Regions from separate parts of the Homo sapiens genome. Here region 2 is linked to region 1. Evidence: read pairs that join two places in POLR2A ChIA-PET (ENCODE). Cell type or tissue: Panc1. All regions are shown on one strand. Each heading gives the region's core, and the rest is flanking DNA. Links, peaks and the distances in the headings are about the cores only.

What was found. Peaks named below come from ENCODE experiments on the same cell type or tissue, not always from the same donor. Only the 100,000 strongest peaks of a DNase experiment are listed, where the experiment ranks them.
Region 2: POLR2A ChIA-PET joins it to region 1 with 11 read pairs; 4 of 35 experiments call an interaction of 5 or more read pairs at or near these places.

The regions. Positions count from the first base shown.
Region 1 is chr5:79,240,765-79,246,153 of GRCh38, reverse strand. All of the region lies in intron 1 of JMY (junction mediating and regulatory protein, p53 cofactor), which reads right to left. Among named protein-coding and RNA genes, the nearest start is that of JMY, 7.3 kb to the right of the region's middle. In Panc1, for the core only: no CTCF peak of the experiment used is centred there; no DNase peak of the experiment used is centred there; H3K27ac peaks cover 454 bases.
Region 2 is chr5:79,085,848-79,091,236 of GRCh38, reverse strand. It overlaps BHMT2 (betaine--homocysteine S-methyltransferase 2), which reads right to left. Exons shown (of 8, transcript NM_017614.5): 8 at 1,168-2,744. The coding sequence ends at 2,663. Among named protein-coding and RNA genes, the nearest start is that of BHMT2, 19 kb to the right of the region's middle. In Panc1, for the core only: no CTCF peak of the experiment used is centred there; no DNase peak of the experiment used is centred there.

The DNA of each region.
Region 1 (5,389 bases), core at 131-5,130:
AACCACAGGGAGAAGTGAAAAAAGAACAGAAAATTTGAAGTATAAGTAATGAATGATTTAAGGATGTAAGGATAAACACACACAAAATGAAACACTACTGCCATATTCAAATGCCCTTTGTACTTCAAAGTGAATTTAGGCTTTCTCAAAGCCTAAAAACACTAGCAATATTAAAAGTGCTGCGATTTCAACAGTCATCTTACTGCAAGGAGATGGAAACCTGAATACAGGCTGGGTGCAGTGGCTCACACCTGTAATCCCAGAACTTTGGGAGGCTGAGGCAGATGGATACCTGAGTTTAGGAGTTCAAGACCAGCCTGGCCAACACAGTGAAAACCCGTCTCTATTAAAAATACAAAAATTAGCTGGGTATGGTGGCAGATGCCTGTAATCCCAGCTACCCAGGAGACTGAGGCAGAATAATCATTTGAACCTGGGAGGCGGAGGTTGCAGTGAGCCAAAGTCATGCCACTGCACTCCAGTCTGGGCGACAGAGTGAGGCCTCATCTCAAAAAAAGAAAAAAACCAAGTTGCTCAGGTCCCAACCCTTGCCACACTGTGCCTATCAACTGCTGTGGGTCCTTTAAAAAGAGGCCATACTTACCTCACTTTATAAACTAAAAACTAAGGCCCAAAAAGGCTAGTCAACAGCCTAAGGTCAAACAACTCATATTACAATCAGGACAAAAATACAGATTTTTCCCGAGCCATATCCATTTAATTTTTTTTTTTCCATGAAGCACTCAAGACAGTGTAGTGGGATGCTTCTGAAAAAGCACCCTGCTTCAACTACCTCCAAGCACCAGGATGACTTCATGACCAATTTTATTTAAAATTTCTTCCCAAAGAAACAGTGTTCATCACTGCATTTTCCCAGTGCCTATACTACTATTTGTTGAATAAACTAAGACCCTAGCCACTACCCTCAAACCTGAAAGTTACAAATAAAATTCCGAATCATTAAAGTAACTTCATACATTTATCCTTAAAAATCCTCCTCTGTGAAATGTCTAACCCATCAGCCCCATTATTTCACAGCCCATTTTATAGAACCTTTGCTACAGTCTGAAAAAGAGTCTACTATATAGAATTGTAATTATATTTAATTTAAAATTCAAGGACAAACATAAAGGACAATCCCCCACATTTAGGAAAACAACTCCAAATTTTCTGGCCTTTTGCTGGATAAATTCTTCTCTGCCCCTATGCAGTTTAATAACTTAGATATGCTGTGTTAAGGCTACTTGGTATTATCAAGTCCCCTAAAAGAAGCCTGAAAAACCAAATGAACTTCACTATCTCTACCAAAAAAAAAAAAAACAAATAGTTACAAGAACTATTATTTAGTTTTCAGTGCCTATGTCTCTTACACTTGGAACTTAATTTCTCCTACCAACAACTGAGTGAATCAGGCAGATTCAGAGGAAGCAGGTCCTGGCCTTTTAGAGAGTGAAAAGAGCCACAGGAAACTTCTCGTTACCAAAAAAAAAAAAAATAGGCACACATACATTTAACCATCAATGGAGCAACAGAGGGCTCATCTTGTGCTTTCAAGACCTACTGTCAAAAATATTTTACAGTTAATGAAACGTCAAATGAAGCAGCAATGGAGAAGGTTAACAGATCGATTAAAATTACATGTGAGAATTTGCAAAGATAAGATGGCTAATTCAAATACAGCAGCTGCTATGTTTGACAAACCAATTTTCCCACCCATCTTCTCCCTTCTCTCCCCATCTCTCTCAGACACACATACACACTCCCTTATAATAATATCACTGAAGTGTTGTCTAAGTTAACCTCATTTTAGCAAGGAGGAAACATCCCCAGACTTCATGTCTATGAAGTATCTGGGCCAGGCGTGGTGGCTCATGCTTGTAATCCCAGCACTGTGGGAGGCCGAAGCAGGTGGATCACCTGAGGTCAGGAGTTCGAGACCAGCCTGGCCAACATGGTGAAACCCCATCTCTACTAAAAATACAAAAGTTAGCTGGGTGTGGTGGCACATGCTTGTAATCCCAGTTACTCAGGAGGCTGAGGCAGGAGAATCGCTAGAAGCCGGGCAGTGGAGGCTGCAGTGAGCCGAGATCACACCACTGCACTCCAGCCTGGGTGACAGAGCAAGCCTGTCTCAAAAAAAAAAAAAAGGAAAAAAAGAAAAAAGAAAGAAATCTCTGGTGGACTGGGCATCTTGTGATGTTAAGTGGCAAGCAGAGAAACCATTACACAAATTAATTACCAAGAAGGGTGACATCCTGCTACCAGTCTCCATGTTTTTGTTTTATAGAAGCCCTAAACTAGAAGCATATATCCATTTTTCTATACTTACATCTTTTTCAGTGATGCAAAAAACTGTCTAAAAGTACATTTGGGTACAGGATTGAAGAAAATGATTAGCATCAAAATATTGTAAATGTTTCCAACTTTCAAGTCTTTCATCAATACTTTAAGAATCCCACAAATTCACTTAGTTTCATTATTCTTTAACTGTATTTTACAGTAAAAGAGCAGTTTGCAATATTTTCATGGGAGTATAACATGGTTAGACAAGGCATCAAGCTACAATGTTGACATATCTTCTGTCTTGAAAGTCTACAGCTCCCATATGTCCTCAACATGTAATATCCTATTTTTCAATACTTCCAGTCAATGCAGTCAAGAACTGCCAGACAGAGCAGCTCTCTTCATTGGAATCATATTATATCCTTCCCTATAAATAGCAGCCTGCTTCCACCATTTATTTATATGTAATCATGGGTCATGGCTTGCTGGCCCAGTGAAAGACAGGTGGCGTCCCAAGACTCCTAAAGTACTGTCATTTCTCTAATGTATATAGTTGGGGTTTCAGCAGGGCTTGAGTTTTAAAACTAATCTTAGGTTTTCAAGAAAATTAGAAAAGTTATTTTCTAAGGACCCAAAGGTATCCTTGGGAGGACACCTGTTAAACAAAACTTCCTCCTAGAGCTCCTTGCCCCTTGCCCCTTCAGTTAAATAACCTCAGAAGTCAGGAGCTGTTTTCCAGCTTAGCCATTAAGATACAAAAACAAAACAAACAAAAAACTTCCCCACAATTGGGCACTCTTCTCTAACATAAACCTATCCTTGCACCACTAGGCAACACCTTTCTCTAAAACATCACATTCAGACTGCCCTACCTCATGCTTGTCATAATTAATTCGAAATGAGTTATCCTAAATCAAAAGCAGTTATTGAGTGTTTGCATGCACGTGTAATCCCAGCTACTTGGGAGGCTGAAGCAAAAGAATTGCGTGAACTTGGAAGGCAGAGGTTGCAGTGAGCTGAGATACTGCCATTGTACTCCAGCCTGGGCAACAGAGTGAGACACTGTCTTTAAAAAAAAAAAAAAAAAGTCATTATTGAACTGACTGCATTTTAAAATAATACCACTCCCCAATTCTCAAGAGTAGAGATTGACATCCTTTCTCTTTAAGGAAGGAATACAGTCCCTTGGATTAAGAACCCCAACAGGCCACAGGCATGGCAGAAAAGGCACACGTTTGGATTAAGACAAATCTAGGCTTTCATCGGAGCTTGGTTACTCAGCTGTTTAGCCTTGGTGAAGTCCACAGGACCTCTTTAAGTCTCATTTTCTGCCTCAGTAAAATAGGTATAAAACACCCACTGATCTCAGCAGATAGTGAATAATAAATATTAGTTACAGTCCCCACAAAAAGGGCTGAATGGAAAACCAGATAATCCTTGTTACATGAAAAAAGGGAAAATAACACTTCCTGGAAGCCTCTTTAGTAAGTGCCAGGCACTTTGTTAGGCCCTTTCTCATACTGTCTTACTCAAATCTTAAGACATCCTTTATTTCCCCCACCTTCCTTTTTAAAAGAGGTTAAATAACTAAGCAGGTCATCAGAAGTGGTTAGTCCTATTTTCAACCTAGGTGTTTCTGACTCCACTCACTCAACAGGCTATTTATTATGTGGCTTACACGGATAATTTTGAAAACACATGCTACTTCCAAACCGTGGTTTCAACAGAAGAGAAGTTAGAATTGAGCACATCTTTATAAACATAATAAATTCCAAAATGAACACTGATGATTAGATCTTAATCAAGCCTACCATCATAATTAAGGTTTACTATCTAAAGCACCACAGTTAATCATCTTGAGAATAGCTGTCCTTATACAGAAACCATTATTTATAAAATCCAGGTCAAACCTAAGCTGCAGTATGGGCCACCAACGCACATACACTAATACAAACCTCAGCTCTGACCAACAACCAAGGCTACTGCTGAAAACTGTTCAAAGAGGTCTTGGTGGCACCTGCATTCATTTAAGGACTGATTCAGTGTCTACTGTATAAATACTGCTTCCAATAGTAAACTCTTGTAAAAGTCCAAATTCAAACATACCAGTAACAAATTTCACCTTTCACTTGGATTTAGCCCCTAAGAAGTATAATGTACATTATAGCATAAACATAACTTTTAAACGCACTGTGAAACCAAAACATTCCTGTGACTCACATTATTGCCTTTCTCTCTAAAATGCACACATGCCCACAGATATAAAACTCGGCAGGACGCCCCATTAAAATCCATCCATAGCCCCTCTTACAGGGAATTCACCATCCCCAAGTAAAAACCTCTTACTGAGGAATTTATTTATGTTTTAAGAAATTTTCCTTTGAAGTACTAAAAGAAAATTTCTCGTTTTAAAAACACTGTCCTTTGAGGAATTTACACTTATCAATTTATAAAAATTTTACTTACAACTTCACATTAAAAGGACACATCTTCTAAGTCCTTTAAATTCTTGCAATAGTAAGAATAAATTAATTTTAAAAACTTCTCTAGTTTCCTTTATCCACTAATTAAGAGTGCTCACAAGATGTGTGGTCCTGAACTAGGGGTGGCAAAGAAGAGAGTTCCAAGGTATTGTCAAAGCCAAGGACCTTGAAAAGCTTACAATCTAGTTGTACAGTCTGTTCTATTAAAAACAAACAAAAAAAAGTTCAACAACTTACTAACCATTTTGAACAAAAACAGGTGATTTTAAGTTGAAACCTTTAAATGGACAGGGAAAGGAATACTGTAGGAAAAAAGACCAAAAAATAGATTCATAGAAATTAAAGAAGGAAAAGGACTAAGTATTGTAAGTGACCAAAGGACTAAGCATTCTAACATATCCTCAAAAGTAACATATCCTCAAGAATGCATTTGATTTATCAGATAAACCTAGCTTGAAAAGCTATAGCCAATTCCACAAACTAAGTCAATAGAATAACACAAACATGGCACAACTTCTATAAAAATGTTACCTTAAAAAATGTTACTGCAAACTATTAAGAAAGCAAAGTTAAATTTAATTAGCTTAAGACAAATACATGGCTAGCATCCTATACACTTTCAT
Region 2 (5,389 bases), core at 242-5,241, 160 kb after region 1:
TAAAAATAAGCAGAGGCTTTGGTACCAGAGTGTTCCCAGAAGACAGTCACCATGAGGATGAGGGGATTGGAAACCAAGTCAACATAATTATATTATACTATATAATGTGCAATGAATGCCTGTTATACGACATGCACTGTTTCTAAGAAACTTATCTCATTTAATCCTCATAGCACCCTAATAAGGATGGTTCTATTTTACCCTCATTTTACAGATGAGGAAATTAAGGCATAAAGCTTAAGTAACTGTACAGTGTCACACAGGTAGATTTGACAAAGCACATCTTAGCCTATGCCTTTTAGTTGAAGGAAATGAGGACAAGTAAGTATAGGAAAGCCATACAGCTATCTTTAAATTTCAAAGAGTTATATGGAAGAAATTATAAATTTGCACTTTAGGTGCTCCAAGTCTGCAGGTGAGGGTCATTAATAAATAGATTTCTAGTTAATACATGGAATAACTTTCCAGAGAATGAAGTGTTTCTTAAAAAGGAGTAAGTGATCTCGAGAGGTAGTGAGTTACTATTTAAGGGATTCAAACAGGGACTGGATGGTCCTGATGAAGATGCTGGCGAGGATATTCAGGTATTTAATTGGTGGTTTGGATTAGTCACCCTTAAGGACCCCAAAGGCCTTGAGATAATAGTAAATGATTCACTTTCTAATTTCCAGCAGGGTGGGGTTGTGTATTATGGGTAAAGTGGCTATATCAAATAAATTCCAGGTTGTCAACATTACAGAAACAGTCATGGCAGGTTTGAAGAGTTAATTCATAATAAGGAAAGTTGATAAAAAATACTTTGAATCCAGCGACAGAAAAATTTGGATAGATTTTTGACAAAAAGCAGCAGCTGTGTGCATGACAGATGCCGTGTAGTGCAGTAGCTAAGGGCATGGATTCTAGAGCCAGCCCCATGGGTTCAAATCCAAATTTACTAATTTCACATTTACTAGTTGTGTGACCTCAGGCAAGTTACCTAGCCTCCTTAAACTTCAGTTTCCTTACCTGTAAACTACTGTGTTAAACACTATCTAATTTTGAATCCCTGTTGGGGGGTATATGTAGATGAGATCATCTTTAGAACAAAGACTGCGACATAGTGAGTAATAAATATTTGCTAGTATTATTCCAAAGAATGTTCATGACATTTTCGACATTCAAACACTATAAAAGGTAAATCATTTTTATTGCCACAAATTGATAAATTGTTGTGAAAAAAAGAGAAACTGGCACACATGAAATAACACAAACATAAGAAGATATAAGACCAAAATAGATTTGAATTATGTCTCCCAGGCTGGATTGCAGTGGGGCGATCTCAGCTCACTGCAACCTCTGCCTCCCAGGTTCAAGCAATTCTCATGCCTCAGCCTCCAAGTAGCTGGGATTACAGGCATGCACCACCATGCCTGGATAATTTTTGTATTTTATTTAGTAGAGATGGGGTTTTGCCATGTTGGCCAGGCTGGCCTTGAACTCTTGACCCAAGTGATCTGCCCGCCCTGGCCTCCCAAAGTGCTGGGATTATAGGTGTCAGCCTGTGCCCCTGGCCTAAACTCTGACTTTTGAAAAGGTTTTCTAAAACTTTATTTTTAAACAATCAACAATAAGTATTTCACTGTGCACCTATTAGTATGTCTAACACAATGCTAAGTAAGGGGAATTATGAGAAGATTATAAGCTTATCACGTGATCTTGTCTTTAAATAGTTTATAACCTAGCTACCTATGATTATGAAGACACATTTTAAAAATTCTAGGACCTAATATCTTTTTTTTTTTTTTTTGAGATGGAGTCTCACTCTGTCACCCAGGCTGAAGTGCAATGGCCTGATCTCGGCTCACTGCAAGCTCCGCCTCCTGGGTTCAAGCGATTCTCCTGCCTCAGCCTCCCGAGTAGCTGGGATTACAGGCACCCGCCATCATGCCCGGCTAATTTTTGTATTTTGGTAGAGACAGGGTTTCACCATGTTGGTCAGGCTGGTCTTGAACTGCTGACCTCAGGTGATCCGCCCGCCTCGGCCTCCCAAAGTGCTGGGATTGCAGGTGTGAGTCACTTCGCCTGGCCAGACCTAATATCTTTAAGTAAAAATCATCTTTGAAAGTAATCACTTTGGATAGTTAAACATTTATTTCAATAATGCTACCATTGCTCAAAACATTCTTTACATCTTTTCTTTGGGATTGCCTTTGGAGTCATTGTATAAATCATTAAAAAAAGCAGACTCATTGCTTTAGTTTAGTGTTGCTCTATCATCCTCAAGTATCTAGCTTAGTCACTTGAATTATTCACTAGCTTTGGGTCTCAGTGACTTCTGATTATTTTAAAGTGTCAAATTCACCCTCAAAGACAAGTTTGGCTATTCTTCATGATCTTCAAAGGAATGCACCACAGCATGATTGGACAGTAAGTTCTTGGAGAACAAGGTGCCTCTCTCGCTTCTCTTTGCATCTCTGGTAGAGTCTGTTGCAGTGCTTAACCACAGCAGGAGCTCAATATGCACACACTTGTGGGCTGGAAGGGAAGGGGCTGCAGCACCTCAGCTGCTCAGCAGCTGGAGATAGCAGGGCATGGTGAGGATGAAGGTGAGGAACGGTTCCAGGTCAGGCTTGAGGGCAACTTTTTCCTGTTCGATTATTTCAGGGTTTTCTTTCACTACTCCTTAGAAGTCTGGCTTTGACAGCGAAGGACAGAAAGGTCTGCCTGAAGCTGGCAGCAGATTCTCCCAATACTCCCTTCGAGCCCTGTGTTTCAATATATACATAATTAATTAATTAAAAGTCTTACCTATAAGTCCAATATGTCATATATGTATATATGTATGTATATGTATATAACCACACACACACACACACACACACACACACACACACACACAGTCAAAACTTGGTGGATAATCAGGCTAAAGCAGAACTTTTGTTTTAACATACAGACGGAAAACTGTGTCCATATCCATTAATGCCAGGGGCCTTTCTTACATTTCAATAACAATCATTAGGTTTCATACCACCTTTCAGAAAAAGACAACGTATTTCAATTTCATATACTTTTTATTTTGAGACAGGGTCTTGCTCTGTTGCCCAGGCTGGAGTGCAGTGGCACAATCTTGGCTCACTGCAGCCTAGACCTCCTGGATTCAAGCAATCCTCCTGCCTCAGCCCCCCAGGTAGCTGGGACTACTGGCGTGCACCACCACACCAGGCTAATTTTTGTATTTTTAGTAGAGACAGGGTCTCCCCATGTTGCCCAGGCTAGTCTCAAACTCCTGAGCTCCAGTGATCCGTCTGCCTTGGCCTCCCAAAGTACTGGGATTACAGGTGTAAGCCACCATGCCCAGCCTTACATTTCACATACTTTTATGAATTATATTTATTCTGAAATTTCTAACAGAGTCCTTCTAACTCTATCAATATTTTAATGTAATGAGAAGAATACGAGAACAGTTTTTAATGTAATGAGTCAAAGTATAATTCTCCAAAAAGTAACTAAGAAAATAATACAAATTACTTTACCAATATTTGTTTCTTGTTGTTAGACAAAGGAAGAAGAGTACAAAGGTCCCTGGTCGTAGCCCTTTCTGATGAATATATTTTTATTGTTTTTTCCACTTTACTTACAAAACAATGAATAAATCAATATTTTTGGATGATGAGATGTCAGAAATCTAGTGTTTATTGTGTAATCATAAATTTCTGTGAATATCAGTAGGTTTGGGAGTCAGGGTAAAAAGGGTGTCTTCTTGCTTTGGTCTACAGAATAATGTTTTAATTCTAATAGCTAATGAATTTTAAGGATTCCTAGCAGATGATAATTAAATAAACTACTCACTTATTTAAACTATTTTAATCATCACCAAAGTATGTTTTCCTCACCTTTTAATTATATTTATATTTAATACTTTTTAAAAAGTATGACACATATACAAAACATCTTCTCTGGTAAATATCCATATCTCCTAGAAGAAAGCTTTGGCTAAGTGATTCTTGCCTACTTTTACAACCTAAGTAAATTTGCATTAGGCAAATTTTTCCAGTTCAAAAATGAAGACTTTCAAATCCCACTGAAATGAATAAATAAGCACAAAATGGGTGAAGTACATGAGAGTACTGAACAGAGAGAAGACAGCAGAGATTGTGACTAGTTCTAGAAGATGGAAGGGGGATGGAATTATATCAACAGATATACATACATATGTATATATATATATATATATATATATATACACACACACACACACATACATACACAAAAGATTATCTATATGGAAAGATAGAGAGAGACAGAGTATGAGTGTGTGTGTGTGAAATACAATGATCCATAACAGAACAGTAATTTTCTTGAGGCCCCAAGAAAAATGCCTTCAATAATAAAGTGACTTACTGTAACAAACAATATAATTTAGAAATTATAAGACCTCAGGGAAAGTGAAGCCCTGTTATTTTTCTTTCAACAATGGAAAAGGAAGTTAATCAGAAATCCCTAGAAAACCAAAGGCTATACAAAGAAAGTCAGACCAAGTATGAAGCAAATTGAAATATGGCATGGATTTGGACAATATATCCACGGGAATGCAAGAGAAGAAAATTCATTTGACCTTGATGCTTGGAACATTCTCCAACAAGTAGCTCAAGTTTTGTAAATAGGATTATTTCTCTTTATCCATGGTCCCATGCATACTACTTTGTTCTGCAGTGAACGTTTTTCTAAATGCAACAATTTTCTATTATTCCTGCAACAGAGTATTAGATTGGAAGTTTGACTGGAAACACCAAGGCATGATGGATTTTAGGTATCAAGGGGAGTTGCAAGACAGACACTGCACAGAAGTTAAAAGGAGGTGGCCACGAACCAGCCAGATGACTCATTTGACTGTCCCCTGGAAAATCTGGACCACAAGAGAACAATGGGCCAGCTACTTTGCTTGTGGGCAAAAGGGGTGCTGTTAAATTGGGGTCAGACCACACTCTCATGGCTTGTCTGCAGAAAGGGTGAAAGCTGTTTTGAGCCTAATGAGAGTGAGAGAGCCAGCCTGAACTATCTAAAATCTGGCCCAAGAGAATTACCGGGGAGGACAACAGGACCCCCAAATCAGAGTATATCTGGAGTGACCTGGTTGAAAAAGCCACTGTCTGAGGCAGAAGTCACAGTCAGAAAAATGCCTGTGGCATGAGAAGTACAGACAAAAGTTTCCAGTGGGAGCCTCTGAAGACCCATGAGCGTGCTCACAAAGATCTGCCAGGGTCAGAGGATGCCGGCTTCCTATCAGGGTGCCAGGCAAGCAACAACAGTCTTACTCCTTTATCCATCCTCTTTCTTCTTACTTTGAATCTGAGGAGGCCAGAAACCATGGTAGCAAGATGGGAAGGGAAGTTTGGGAGCATAACAGAGA